Linked DNA regions of Homo sapiens: region 2 is linked to region 1. The links are chromatin loops, found by intact Hi-C in ENCODE. Cell type or tissue: Panc1. All regions are shown on one strand.

What was found. A loop is a pair of places that touch in the nucleus more often than their neighbours do. Peaks named below come from ENCODE experiments on the same cell type or tissue, not always from the same donor. Only the 100,000 strongest peaks of a DNase experiment are listed, where the experiment ranks them.
Region 2: it touches region 1 in a loop (5-fold over the local background); 10 of 110 quality-filtered maps call a loop at or near these places.

What each region holds. Positions count from the first base shown.
Region 1 is chr18:70,451,516-70,459,515 of GRCh38, forward strand. No RefSeq gene overlaps it. Among named protein-coding and RNA genes, the nearest start is that of LINC01910, 71 kb to the left of the region's middle. In Panc1, CTCF peaks have their summits at 1,854, 3,380 (motif pointing left), 3,580 and 5,214; a DNase peak (open chromatin) is centred at 3,376; H3K27ac peaks cover 7,684 bases.
Region 2 is chr18:70,091,750-70,099,749 of GRCh38, forward strand. RTTN (rotatin) reads right to left here. Exons shown (of 49, transcript NM_173630.4): 29 at 927-1,055; 30 at 361-471. Among named protein-coding and RNA genes, the nearest start is that of RTTN, 110 kb to the right of the region's middle. In Panc1, no CTCF peak of the experiment used is centred here; no DNase peak of the experiment used is centred here.

The DNA.
Region 1 (8,000 bases):
TTTACATTTCAAAATACCTTACGTGTGACTCTCTCCGCCATCTGCATTTCACCACCTTTGTCTTCTGCTTCCCTGAAGATGGCGGTGGCCTCCTGGGCACCTTTTCTGCTCCTCTCCTCCTCTGCCCTCCCTGCTAGGCTCGCCCTCTCCTCTTCAGAAGCCCTCTGCCACGGATTGTCTTCTGACCAGTGGCTCCTCGTGGGTCTGTGATGATCAGGCAGAAATTGGGATAAGAGTTCAAAAATGTTTATGACAATTAGAGCAATGTTATGTATGTTTGGATCTAAGAATACAAATTTTGGCTTGTATTTTTGTAGTTGGTCTTGTTTCCACTTCGTGTTCTAGAAATTTATTTCTACCATCTATTACAGCAGCACTGGTCAGTGATGGATTGGAAGAAAACTCGCCCTTCACGACGGAAGGTTTGAGGAGCACAGCTTTACTCCTTCCTGCTGGGTTCATCCTTCCTAAGCATCCTTGTTTTGTGAATTATTCCCTTACTCAACGATTTTAATGTCTTCTCGTTTTCCATTGTATCACGTTGTATTAGTCCGTTCTCATGCTGCTAGGAAGAAATACCTGAGACTGGGTAATTTATAAAGAAAAGAGGTTTAATTGACTCAAATTCCGCGGGGCTGGGGAGACCTCAGGAAACTTACAATCATGGCAGAAGGCACCTGTTCACAGGGCTGCAGGAGAGAGGATGAGTGCCAGCAGGGGAAATGCCAGGTGCTTATAAAACCATCAGATCTCACTCACTATCATGAAAACAGCTTAGGGGAAACCACCCCCATGATTCAATTACCTCCCACAGGGTCCCTCTTGTGACACTTGGGGATTACGGGGATTACAATTCAAGGTGTGATTTTGGTGGGGACACAGCCAAACCATATCCCATGTCTAAACTCGCTGTGGAGTTTCTAGTGAATTTAACTTCAGCCCAGCTGTCCAGCCTTCTTCTTAATTCAGCTCACCAGGCTCTCCAGGGCCTTTGCTTAGGTGGAGAGGTCCGCGCATGCATGCACACAGCGTCTCCCACTCCTTTCTTAGGTTCCTGAGCCAACCCCGCCCCAGATGCCGATCCCTCTCTGTGACCCATCCAAATGGAACCATTGCTTCAACGTCCACTTCAGGTTTTTTCTCCTACGGAAGCTTCCTGCTCATCCCAAACCTTACTGGTCTTCCGGTCAGCTCAGTTCCCACGGTGGTCACCATGACAACAGGTCAGCACAGGCAGCTTGCATGGGCCGAGGGCCTCATGTGCCCCGCCCCTGTGGTCTCTGGGCAGCATCTCCGGTACTTCTCACGCCAGCCTACGAGGTAGCTGCTATTTTCACCTCCATTTTATGGATGAGGAAACTGAGACACAAGATGTTAAGTCTCATGCCATTGGTCAAAGAGGCTGTAAGGGGTGTGGAGGGGATCACAGCAGTCTTGACTGTTTTTTTGATTTCTCTGCGAGGTAGCTAATAGGAACTCTAGTTTACAGAGGAGGACATTTAAAGTTCGATGCCCTGGGCCACAGGCTGGGGAAGCATTGATTTGAACCCAGGTCACTTGTGTTAGTGTCCTTAGGCTGTGGTAACAAATCACTACAATCCAGGTGGCTTCATACAGCAGATTTATCATCTCACGGTGCTGGAGGCCAGAAGTCTGAAATCAAGGTGTTGGCAGGGTTGGTTCCATCTGGTGGCTCAGCGAGAGAATCTGTTCCACGCTTCTCCCTCTTGGAACAGCTTCTGGTGGCTGCCAGCAAGCCTCAGCATTCCTGGCCTTGTAGCTGATTCACACCCATCTCTGTGTCTGTGTTCACAGAGGTCTCCCTCTGTGACGATCTGTGCCTAAACTCCCTCTCCTTTTCGTTTATAAGGAATGCATTTAGGGCCCACTCTAAACAGAGTGATCTCATCCTCGAGATCCTTAATTACATCTGCAAAGACCCTATTTCCAAGTAATGTCACACTCACAAGCCATGGAAGTTAGGACTTGAACGTATCTTTCTGGAGGGTGTTACTCAATTTACATCAGTCTCGCTATCAAGTCCACATCCTTTCCACACTGTGCTGTTGTGCAATCACTTTGTGCCATTAAGTTTCCTATTTGATCACATACTCTCTATGCGTAGACTCAGTGTTTGACAGGCTCAGGATTTATTTAAGCTGTTGTAGTTAAGAACCATGCTTTATCCATCATCGGCAGTCCCTCAGTGCGATAAGGCATCCTCGGATGGGAGAACCTTCCAGAATTCTCCATCACAGCAAGTAGACAGTTAGGTAACATCATCTATGGATAAAGCCATTCTTATGTGTAGGCAAAAGAAAATGTATTCCTCCACACAAAAAAGGATGCCTATTGGGAGTACCGGGAAGGAACTAATAATTATTTAGCTTCCACTACATGCTAGGCCCTGTCATGCATTTTGCTTTATTCTTATTTAATTAACATTTTGTCCATTAAAGTTCAGAGCAGCAAGAAAAGAAATGAAGTACCCCAAATAGCTAAATTGTAGTTGGTTTGGGCATAGCAGGTTAGGCTAGCAAGATGGAAGAAAACAACTTTTGTGATTCATTATGAAAAACAATTATTGAAAAATAATTGAATCTTAAGGTATTGTGGGTCTTACTAATTGAATATGCTTTCATTGAAAAGACAAAAACCCAGTGCTGTGAGAGAACCTTTGTTTTTGTATTGCCATTCACCGGAAAAGCTTTTTAAACTCAATAATAAAACTGTGAATAACTTTTAGTACTAAAGTTTCAGTCATTCTTTCTTTGGTGACTTCACTTGAGGGAAGTTAAAAAAAGTGGCAGTAATTCTGAGCACAACAAAGACTTAGAATTTCAAAACTCGATTTGCATTTTAAACATTCAGGAGTAAGGACTTTTGTTTGTTTGCTTATGGTTTTTTTTACGTAGCCCTTGAGGATGCAATGTTAAAAGACAGCACTTTTAGATGAAAATGATGGGTCATGTAATTGGAGGCTGGCTGGGTTGGTGGTGGGGGTCCGCAGGAAGGACTCCCCCGGGATATTCCGCTTCGGAGTTGTTTTTAAGTGGATTGTTCCTCAAAGAGAATGAAGAGTAAATATACTTCAAGTTTAATGCTCTCTTGAAAAGCAGCAAAGATTGCTTTTTAAAATAACTAAATCTGTGATGAGGGATAAGGGAAAAGGCCTGGTATTCTCTTCTGTTTGCCCTTTGATAACTTGTTTTTGTTTGAAGCTCTGTTTTGTGGATCTATGTTCTTGAACACATTTCTGTTTTAAAATCTCTCCTCTCCTGCTGTGAATTGTCTGACTTGGTTTTGATAGTGCACTAGGCTGGAGGTTTGAGGACTATTTAGTCATGAGAATGGCCAAGGAAGGGCTGTTGTTGGTTTATCAGTAGCACCCCCTTGTGGCGATTCTATGCATTTCCTAATTCTAAGTAGCTGAAACGTTTCAAGGACAAGTTTAATTTGATTTATACACAATATTTTCTTCTATTTTTCATGTTGTTAGTTTAATTACTTTTCTCTCTTACTCTAACATTTAGTCCAGCCTAAGATCCATTCTTTCCACTTTAAATTTAGGGATGAAGCCTGTGGCTTGGAACAGACCGGGGTTCATATGAGGATTGAAGGCATTTTAATAACACTGAACACCAAGTCACTGCCAAAAGTCTGTGCCAAATCTTCGCACTTGCTTGATTTTAAACACTTGAATATTTAATTCTAAAATACACTTTTCTCAAAACAAAAGTATTTTAAATTGCTGTTATTGTTACTTAATGGTACAGTATTCCCTTTATCTTTATTCGTACTCAGAAAATAAATTCTGAGGGCTTTCTTATTAACCACTAAAACGTATACTGTGTGCAACACCTTATACAGTCTACTCAAATGCTGGATGAGATTATTTGGAAATTAAGTTGCTTGAGTGAAAATCCCATATGGGAGAGCTGCGGATACCTTAGAGCAAATTGGAGCTGCATTGGCTTTACATTTCTTTTAAAACCTCCGTATTTCAATCAGAGAACTAAAACTGAGCATTAATGCATTTCACATGGGCTGAATATCTGGTTTTGAGCTTTGCTATAACTCTAGATATTTTGGTATGGTAATTAAACTAATGTTAAAAGTGCATCTTGACAACTTCTTACTTTTTTGCCATTATAGTCTCCTATTTCTGTAACCACTTTTCCACACGCCCCTCGAGGTTTTGCCTTGTTTGAATAATTTAGATTAGGAGGTCATTCAGAGATCATTTAAAATACAATTTTGCCCAGACTACATTACATATTACTTTTGGAGGACACTAAATGAATGCTTACTTGTAGAAATAATCAGGGCGATTGGTTTAGAGGCTCAGGGCCTCATTCTTTATGAGCCTCAAATACTGCGAGTACCAGGGTTGGGGGAGTAGGGCAGTGACTCACAAGGCAGCTTCTGGGAGGAAAGAAGGAAGTCAGGTGGTGCCCACAAAAGTACTTTGCATTATACTCAATCTATTGTACTCAACTATTCTCCATGCAGAGCACATTGATCCTATGCCACTGATTGATATAGCTTCATGATTTTTATGAATGCTCCTTCCCTTATATTCCCACAGGACTGATTTTGTTGACTTTTTAAAAATTCAATTTCATACATTGGGGAAGTCCATAGTGTGATTTGTGCTAGTGGGCTTTGATTATTTTCAAAACTTAAATCCTATATTTAAAAGAACTTTCTACGAGTGTTTTTGAAAAGTATATGTATATATATATATATATATATATATATATATATATATATACACACACACATTTAATACATATGTATATATGTATTACGTATACATATACATATATACATATGTATATATGTATTACGTATACATATACATATATACATATGTATATATGTATTACGTATACATATACATATATACATATGTATTAAATCCTGGGGCCTGATAAAATAAATTTAGGTATTTTTAACTAATTAGAAGAGGAAGGTATCTGAGGCAGGAAAATAGGGTATAGAGGCGGGGAACATAAGGGCGATTCACACTTCAGCTATGACAGGAAATATTCTATCCAGTTACATAAGGCGTAGGCTGAGTAAATGACTTTATTACTTTACTTCATCCTCTTCATTTACATAGGGCGAACACCAAGTAACCAGTGGAAACCTCTAGAGGGCATTTAAACCCCCCACAATTTTGTAACGGGGCCCTTGAGCCTCTGTGCTTGGGCCCACTCCTGCACTGTGGAGTGTACTTTCATGTTCAATAGATCTCTGCTTTTGTTGCTTCATTCTTTCCTTGCTTTGTTTGTGCGTTTTGTCCAATTCTTTGTTCAAGACGCCAAGAACCTGGACATCCTCCACTGATAACAGTATCAGGGACATGGGCTGTGCTTATTCATATACATTTGTCAATGGTTGGAGGCTACTGCCCACCTCTGTGATCACTCTGGAGAAGAGAATCTTGAAGATAATTGTAATTTGGATTCCCTTCACTCCAAAGTACTGTCTTGTCTTGAATTGGGACTTTAAAGAGGCAATGGAGAGGATGCATTGAGAATGACCAAACTGTAATCACATAAGGAGCTTAACAGCACTCTGCTCTATACCTTTCTCTCTTTTTAGGCAGGTTCTGGCATCAAAATGTCTGGATTTTAATTCAGCGTGCCGTTTACTACCTCGATCAGTTATGTTGCTATGTAACAAATTACCCCAAAACTTAACAGCCCAAAACAGCATACTGTTTTGGAGAGAGAGGATTCCTGTGGCTCAGGAATCCAGGTGTAGTTTCCTTGGGTCCTCTTCTGGCTCAGGGTGTCTCACAAGGCTGCAGTCAAAGTGTCAGCTTGGGCTCTGGCTTCATCTGACGGCTCAGCAGGGGGAGAATCCACTGAGAGACTCACTCAAGTGGCTGTTGGCAGGCCTCAGGTCAGGTTGGCCAGAGACATCAGTTTCTTGTCACATGGGGTGCTCCACTGAGCAGCTCTCAACATGGTAGCTGGCTTCTCCCAGAGTGCGTGAGAAAGGGAGTGAGGGTGAACAAAGACCGTCAGAAAGGTAGAAGTTAGAGCCTTTTTGTAACCTAATCTTAAAAGTGATATCCCATTACTTTTACCACATTTCATTTGTTAAACGTGCGGCACTAGGTCCAGCTCACATTCAACAGAAGGCAATAGCGGGATGCCGGGGGTCCTGAGGACACCTCAGAGGCTGCCGACCACACTACCAGGGTCATTGTCTCTGTCACTAATGTCTCTGGTATTGGGTTCTCTTGTGTCAAATGACTAAAATAATGATTCCTACTTTAGTGAGCACTGAATAACCTAATAAGACACTTAGAGCTGTACCTGGCCTATAGTTAGAGGCCAATTAAATTGTGGTGTTAACAACATCCCCATTTTATAAAGGAAGAAGTAAGATTACACTGAATTTACGGGACTTATCTGGAGTCCTGCAACTCAGAAGGAAGGAGGCTGCTGGGATGTGAACCCAGGGCTGCCTGACTCCAAAGCCCATTGCCTTAACCACTGTTCTGTCCTAATCACCACGGAGGCTTGGATGCGATTCCATCTCCATATGTGTAACAGGTAGTCAGAGTTGCATTCCTACTTGAATATTGTTTTCATCAATGACTTCTGTGTGGATAAGGCCACCAGCCAACTTCCTTTCTTTATCAAATTTGAGAGGCTGGGCGCAGTGGCTCAGGCCTGTAATCCCAGCACTTTGGGAGGCTGAGATGGGTGGATCACCCGAGGTCAGGGGTTCAAGACTAGCCTGGCCAACATGCCAAAACTCCGTCTCTACTAAAAAAATACAAAAATTAGCCGAGTGTGGTGGTGGGCGCCTGTAGTCCCAGCTACTCAGGAGGCAGAGGCAGGGTGAATTGCTTGAACCCAGGAGGCGGGGCTTGCAGTGAGCCGAGATCGCACCATTGCACTCCAGTCTGGGCAACAGAGCGAGACTCTGTCTCAAAAAAAAAAAAAAAATTTGATTTGATTTGTCAGTGTTAATTAGCGCAGCTGACTTACCTGCTGCCTTGGGAAACATTTCGGTTTTCCTAGTACTGTCTTTTTCTTCATCTCTCTGGCCTCTAAATGTTGAAGTACTTTTGGCTCAATCCTTGGGCTTCCCTTTTTTAAAATCTGTGCTCCTTCTTGCTGCTGCGATACAGTCTCACGGATTTAAATATAATCTTTCTGAAAATGACTCCCAAGTTTATAATTTAAGTCCAGGTCTATCTCTTGATTTTCATACATGCTTATCCAGCTGCCTACTAGGATCTCTGCTCGGGTGATCTCCACTCGTCTAACGTGTCTAAATCGTGTCATGTTCAAAATGAATTCCTGGTCTTCCTGCTGAAAGCTTTCAGTTTATTTTTCCATGTTTTTTATTTTTTTCTTCATTGCTTTTAGCACCTTCTCACATATTACATATTTTGCATTTAAACAAATTTTTAACTTATTTTTATTAATATATTTCACTCATGTTTACTATTGCTTGTCTCTACTCCTGGAATACAAGCCCCATGAGGGCCAGGAGTTTGTTTGTTTGTTTTCCTGTTTTGAGCAATATTATGTCTTATTTAAGTACCTGGATATGGCTGACCATATAGCACCAGTCAATAAATATTTGTTAAATGATTAAATGCAGAAACAAAAAAGATGAGTTCCATAACATCAGTGAAATGTGCTTTGGAGAAAGAAATCATAGCCCCGTTCTTGTTTTTGGTGCATAATCGGAAGCTGGAACTCCGTGTCTCCTCTCTCACCCCATTTTAAAACAATAGCTCTAAACAATATATCTGAATATGCCACTGAAGAAATGTCACTAGGTGGAGTAACTCTAAAAATTGGGGGCCTCTCAGTGGGTGGCCGAAAACCATCAACAGGTGGGAAGGTAAGTCCTGCTTCCCATGCACCAGGCTGGCTCTAGTAACTTCCATAAACAGAGGACGTGGGAAGGGGAGGTGGGCAGGAAATTGGGAGCAGAGCAAGAGATGACAGGAAAGTGAGAAA
Region 2 (8,000 bases), 360 kb before region 1:
TTGTGTCTTTTTTTTTTTTTTGAGATGGAGTCTTGCTCTGTTGCCCAGGCTGGAGTGCAGTGGCACAATCTCAGCTCACTGCAAGCTTCACCTCCCAAGTTCACAGCATTCTCCTGCTGCAGCCTCCCAAGTAGCTGGGACTACAGGTGCCTGCCACCACACCCAGCTAATTTTTTTATATTTTTAGTAGAGATGGGGTTTCACTGTGTTAGCCAGGATGGTCTCAATCTCCTGACCTCGTGATCTGCCCACCTCAGCCTCCCAACAAGCTGGGATTACAGGCATGAGCCACCGCACCTGGCCCCGTGTCATTTGTTTTTTAATCTAAACACAATACACTTGATTCTCCTTCACACTCACCTCTGGGTCCCGATCAACCCATAATGGAATCAACCAAGCCAATCCTTGTTGAGTAGGAATATGTTCTTCACTATGACTACCCAAAGGCAAGAACCAAAGTGACATCCACTCCTAGAGGGAAAAAAGGGAAACAGAAATATTTGAGGTAAGTTTCTAAAAATAAAATGCAGGAAGGTTAAAACAAGAATTTTTAATGAAAACAACGTGAAAATGTATTTTAGACTTGGTTTTAATCCATTATTCAGCCAAAAAAGGCAAACAAAAAAATTTGTTTCTCTTTAAAAAGTTAAACATAACAATTTTTTGACAGAAGCTATTTTTCCCATAATGTAGACAAAATGTAGTTTTCCAGTGTATGCACATTTGAATCAATTTCAAATAAGATTCAGATTTGTTAATATACAACTTCTAAGAAATATTCTAGTCAAAAATCATTCACGTTACCTAAAAAGAAAAGTCAAAAGAGACATTTTCATGTGGCAAGTTTATATGCTTGAAATGTGTTGGACACAGCACATTCCCTTTCAAGCAAATGTTCAGAAGATAGACAGCTTTAACGCGCTCACCAAGCTCCCAGCCTGGGCCATCATCTCATGGGATAAGTGAAGCAAGCAAAGAATTGTGCTCTTTGTAACACCTTTTCCCATGAAGGACATAGCATTTCCTCCACGCTCCACATAAAAAGAAGTAATGACCTGAAAAACAAATGTAAACAATTTCATGGTGGCTTTATTCTCAATGGTATATAAAGATAAATATATAACTGTCTACTGACTTGTATGAATTGAATCCTTACCTTATAAAGTTGTAATATTTTTAGTTTATATACTTAAAAATGAATAAGATGGTAAATTTTATGTTATGGGTATTTTACCATTGTTAAAAGAAAATATTCTTCAGCCTACATAACATAGCAAGACCCAGTCTACTTTAAAAAAGAAAAAAATTAGCCAGGCATGGCAGTGGACACCTGTAGTCCCAGCTACCGGGGAAGCTGAGGAGGGAGGATCCCTTGAGCCTGGGAGCTGGAGCTTGCGGTGAGCTATGATTGCACCACTGCACTTGGCCTAAGTTACAGAGTGAGATCCTGTAATTTTTCAAAACAAAAACAAAAATTCTTAGTTTCAATATTTTTCCTTTTAAAGTCTGTAAAAAAAAAAAAAAAGATGTGTGGTGCCCTCCTAGTACACAGTTGTAACTTAGAATATGCTTATAATATTTTTAAAAATGTTATAGCATCCTTTTAAAGAGTTTATGAATAATTTGTGCTGGTTTTCAAGGGGAATGCTTCCAGCTTTTGCTCATTCAGTATGATATTGGCTGTGGGTTTGTCACAAATAGGTCTTATTATTTTGAGATATGTCTCATCAATACCTAGTTTATTGAGAATTTTTAGCATGAAGAGATGTTGAATTTTATCGAAAGACTTTTCTGCATCTATTGAGATAATCATGTGGTTTTTCTCACTGGTTCTGTTTATGTGATGGATTACATTTATTGATTTGCATATGTTGAACGGGCCTTGCATCCCAGGGATGAAGCCAACTTGATCATGGTGGATAAGCTTTTTGATGTGCTGCTGGATTCGGTTTGCCAGTCTTTTATTGAGGATTTTGCATTGATGTTCCTCAGTGATAATGACCTGAAATTTTCTTTTTTTGTTGTGTCTCTGCCAGATTTTGGTATCAGGATGATGCTGGCCTCATAAAATGAGTTACGGAGGATTCCCTCTTTTCTATCATTTGGAATAGTTTCAGAAGGAATGGTACCAGATCCTCTTTGTACCTCTAGTAGAATTCGGCTATGAATCCCTCTGGTCCTTTTCTTGGTTGCTAGGCTATTAATTATTGCCTCAATTTCAGAGCCTGTTATTGGTCTATTCAGGAATTCAACTTCTTCCTGGTTTAGTCTTGGGAGGGTGTATGTGTCCAGGAATTTATCCATTTCTTCTAGATTTTCTAGTTTATTTGCGTAGAGGTGTTTATAACACTCTCTGACGGTAGTTTGGATTTCTGTGGGATCAGTGCTGATCTCCCTTTTATCATTTTTTATTGTGTCTATTTGATTCTTCTCTCTTTTCTTCTTTATTAGTCAGGCTAGTGGTCTATCTATTTTGTTGATCTTTTCCAAAACACCAGCTCCTGGATTCATTGATTTTTTTTGAAGGGTTTTTTGTGTCTCTTGTCGCCTTCAGTTCTGCTCTGATCTTAGTTATTTCTTGTCTTCTGCTAGCTTTTGAATTTGTTTGCCATTGCTTCTCTAGTTCTTCTAATTGTGATGTTAGGGTGTCGATTTTAGATCTTTCCCCCTTCCTCCTGTGGGCATTTGGTGAAACACTGCTTTAGCTGTGTCCCAGAGATTCTGGTATATTGTGTCTTTGTTCTCTTTGGTTTCAAAGAACTAATTTATTTCTGCCTTAATTGTGTTATTTACCCAGTAGTCATTCAGGAGCAGGTTGTTCAGTTTCCATGTAGTTGTGCGGTTTGTAGTTAGTTTCTCAATGCTGACTTCTAATTTGATTCCACTGTGGTCTGAGGGGCTGTTTGTTATGATTTCCATTCTTTTGAGTTTGCTGAGGAGTGTTTTACTTCCAATTATGTGGTCAATTTTAGAATAAGTGCGATGTGGTGCTGAGAAGAATGTATATTCTGTTGATTTGGGGTGGAGAGTTCTGTAGATGTCTATTAGGTCCGCTTGGTCCAGAGCTGAGTTCAACTCTTGAATATCCCTTTTTTTTTTTCTGAATATCCTTTTTAATTTTCAGTCTCGTTGATCTAATATTGACAGTGAGGTGTTAAAGTCTCCCACTGTTATTGTGTGGAAATCTAAGTCTCTTTGTAGGTCTCTAAGAACTTGCTTTACGAATCTGGGTGCTCCTGTATTGGGTGCATATATATTTAGGACAGTTAGCTCTTCTTGCTGCATTGATCCCTTTATCATTATGTAATGCCTTGTTTTTTTTTTTATCTTTGTTGGTTTAAAATCTGTTTTATCAGTGATGAAAATTGCAACTCCTGCTTTTTTTTTTCTTTCCATTTGCTTGGTAAATCATCCTCCATCCCTTTATTTCAAACTTATGTGTGTCTTGCATGTGAGATGGGTCTCCTGAATACAGCACACTGATAGGTCTTGCCTCTTTATCCAATTTGCCAGTCTGTGTCTTTTAATTGGGGCATTTAGCCTGTTTACATTTAAGATTAATATTGTTATGTGTGAATTGATCCTGTCATTACGATGTTAGCTGGTTATTTTGCCCATTAGTTGACGCAGTTTCTTCATAGCATCAATGGTCTTTATAATTTGGTATGCTTTTGTAGTGGTTGGTACTGGTTGTTCCTTTCCATATTTAGTGCTTTCTTCAGGAGCTCTTGTAAGGCAGGCCTGGTGGTGACAAAATCTCTCAGCATTTGCTTGTCTGTAAAGGATTTTCTCCTTCGCTTTTGAAGCTTAGTTTGGCTAGATATGAAATTCTGGGTTGAAAATTATTTTCTTTATTAATGAATATAGGCCCCCACTCTCTTCTGGCTTGCAGGGTGTCTGAGAGAGATCCGCTGGTAAGACTAACAGGGATGGGCTTCCCTTTGTGGGTAACCCGACCTCTCTGGCTGCCCTTAATATATTTTCCTTCATTTCAGCCTTGGTAAATCTGACGATTACATGTCTTGGGGTTGCTCTTCTCGGGGAGCATGTTTGTGGTGATCTCTGTATTTCCTGAATTGGAATGCTGGCCTGTCTTGATAGGTTGGGGAAGTTCTCCTAGGTAATATCCTGAAGAGTTTTTTCCAATTTGGTCCATTCTCCCTGTCACTTTCAGGTACATCAATCAAACGTAGGTTCACTCTTTTCACATAGTCCCATATTTCTTGGAGGCTTTGCTCATTCCCTTTTGTTTTTTTTTTTTCTCTAATCTTGTCTTCTTGCTTTATTTCATTAAGTTGATCTTCAATCTCTGATATCCTTTCTTCTGATTCATCGATTCGGCTATTGATACTCATGTATGTGTCACGAAGTTCTGGTGCTGTTTTTTTCAGCTCCATCAGGTCATTTATGTTCTTCTCTAAACTGGTTATTGTAGTTAGCAATTCCTCTACCCTTTATCCAAGGTTATTAGCTTCCTTGCATTGAGTTAGAACATGCTCCTTTAGCTTGGAGGAGTTTGTTATTACCTACCTTCTGAAGCCTACTTCTGTCAATTCACCAAACTCATTCTCTATCCAGTTTTGTTCCCTTGCTGTCAAGGAGTTGTGATCCTTTGGAGGAAAAGAGGCATTCTGGTTTTTGGAACTTTCCGCATTTTTGCACTGGGTTTTCCTCATCTTCATGGATTTATCTACCTTTGGTCTTTGATGTTGGTGACCTTTGGATGGGGTCTCTGAGTGGAAGTCCTTTTTGTTGGTGTTGATGCTATTCCTGTTTGTTAGTTTTCCTTCTAACAGTCAGGCCCCTCTGCTGCTGGTCTGCTGGAGTTGGCTGGAGGTCCACTCCAGACCCTGTTTGCCTGGGTATCACCAGCGGAGGCTGCAGAACAGCAAAGATTGCTGCCTGTTCCTTACTCTGGAAGCTTCGTCCCAGAGGGGCATTGCCAGATGCCAGCAGAGCTCTCCTATATGAGGTGTCTGTCAACCCCTGCTGGGAGGTGTCTCCCAGTCAGGAGGCACGGGGTTCAGGGACCAACTTAAGGAGGTAGTCTGTCCCTTAGCAGAGCTTGAGTGCTGTGCTGGGAGATCCACTGCTCTCTTCAGAGCCGGCAGGCAAGAATATTTAAGTTTGCTGAAGCTGTGCCCACAGCTGCCCCTTCCCCAAGGTCAAAAATTTAAAATTTTAAGTGACTACTTGAAAAATAAAATATCTAAATGATCAGATCCTTATTATCTTCCTCTAAGTCATCTTTGGAGATATCTAACATCTGTGATCTGTGTAATGATTTTTAATTCTAGCTTATAAATGACAAGCCAAGACCTTTGCCAGTATTTTCTTTCAACTTGATATTTTTGTCAGACCTCTGGAATTATACATCATGTATCTGATTTAAAGATTTAATTATCATAGTTTATTCACCTATCATAATTAATCATGCTTAGTTAAAAAGTCTCATTTCACAGCTACAAAAAGCAAATACTCATATTCAAATTTCACTGTGCAGAAACAAGCTAATCTTTTATTAGAAATATGGCTCCCTTCCAAAAAGGAAACAGCTTTAATTACTAAGAAACTATGAAGCAAATCATTTGGACCAACAATGACTTTGTTTCAATGTTCTCTCACATAAGCCTTACTTTATTCTTTAAAAGATGAATTTAGTCATTAGTAGTACAACAGGGATACCTGTTTATGTAATTAATAAACTAAGCAGATAGTCCCAAGATTAAATGTTACCCTGCTACAATTTTTAACAAAAGTGACGGATTCTTTCCTAATATTTGCCTGCCATTTAACATAAAGTCATAAAGATTTTCTGCTCGAGATGTTTTATGAAGCACAAAACGACCTCCTTTTTAAACCAAAGCAAGATTGGCTAATCAAATTTTTTATAACTGCGAAACATTACATAACAGGGACTGTGCTTTTTATGTATCCTTTAGCTAACAAACTGTTACTAAATTTTATTACCTCAAAGACAACTGAACACAGAATGGACTACTGCCTTTTTGCCTACACTTCTTACCTAAAACTAAGCCCTTTTGTTCTCCAATACATTAACAGTTCATTTCAATTTCTGGTATTTGAAACGTAGGTGTGATCTAAAGTCTTTGCACGTAATTTTAAAACAAAAGCACTTCTGATAGTTTCTAAACATAAATGAGGCAACACTTCACTTCTTCTTTAGTTACCGCTGTGGCAGGTCCTCACCTATTCCTGATTTCAAAGAGTAAAACTCATTTTCTAGAGGAGACTGACTCTGTAAAAGGTTGATAAATAGAGTATTTATAAATCACATGACAAAAAATGCTATAAACTAGGTACTTATAGGTTCAATTATATATTTTTTTTAATTTTTAAACTTTTAGGTTCACGGGTAACGTGAATGTTTGTTACACAAGTAAACTCATGAGAACAAAGTTACAACACATCAGAATCTCTGGGACACAGCTAAGGCAGTGTTAAGAGGGAAATTCGTAGCACTAAATGCCTCCATCAAAAAGTTAGAAAGATCTCAAATTAACAACTTAACATCACAACTGAAAGAATTAGAGCAGCAATAACAAATCAACCCCAAACTAGCAGAAGACAAGAAATAACCAAAATCAGAGCTGAACTGAAGGAAATCAAGATATGAAAAACCATTCGAAAGGTCACTAGATCCAGGAGTTGTTTTTTTGAAAAACTTAATGAGATAGATAGGCCACTAGCTAGACTAACTGAATTATATTTTAAATGCACTAGAGGAGCTGACTTTCTAAGAAATATTATCATTAACTCTTTAATATACCTGTTTTTTAAAATTCATACATTTCTAATAGACAGCAGAAAATAACTAATTAGTATACTGACAGTTGAACCTTTTTTAATATTTATAATTAAAAAATGAAGTTTATTTTATTTTTTTAATATACTTAAAGTTCTAGAGTACATGTGCACAACGTACAGGTTTGTTACATATGTATACATGTGCCATGTTGGTGTGCTGCACCTGTTAACTTGTCATTTATATTAGGTATATCTCCTGATGCTATCCCTCCACCCTCCTCCTACCCCATGACAGGCCCTGGTGTGTGATGTTCCCTACCCTGTTTCCAAGTTTTTCATTGTTCAATTCCCACTTATGAGCACGAACATGCAGTGTTCGGTTATCTGTCCTTGCGATAGTTTGCTGAGAACGATGGTTTCCAGCTTCATCCATGTCCCTACAAAGGACATGAACTCATCCTATTTTATGGCTGCATAGTATTACATGGTGTATATGTGCCAAATTTTCTTCACCCAGTCTATTGCTGATGGACATTTGGGCTAGTTCCATGAATATAGCAGCATGATTTATAATCCTTTGGGTATATACCCAGTAATGGAATGGCTGGGTAAAATGGTATTTCTAGTTCTAGATCCTTAAGGAATCACCACACTGTCTGCCACAATGGTTGAACTAGTTTACAGTTCCACCAACAGTGTAAAAATGTTCCTATTTCTCCACATCCTCTCCAGCACCTGTTGTTTCCTGACATTTTAATGTTGCCATTCTGACTGGTGTGAGATGGTTTCTCATTGTCGTTTTGATTTGCATTTCTCCGATGATGAGCATTCTTTCATGTGTCTGTTGGCTGCATAAATGTCTTCTTTTGAGAAGTGTCTGCTCATATCCTTCGCCCACTTTTTGATGGAGTTGTTTTTTTCTTGCAAAATTTCTTTAAGTTCTTTATAGATTCTGGATATTAGCCCTTTGTCAGATGCGTAGATTGCAAAAATTTTCTCCCATTCTGTAGGTTGCCTGTTCACTCTGATGGTAGTTTCTTTTGCTATGCAGAAGCTCTTTAGTTTAATTAGATCCCATTTGTCTATTTTGGCTTTTGTTGCCATTGCTTTTGGTATTTTAGTCATGAAGTCCTTGCCCATGCCTATGTCCTGAATGGTATTGCCTAGGTTTTCTTCTTGGGTTTTTATGGTTTTAGGTCTAACATTTAAGTCTTTAATCCATCTTGAATTAA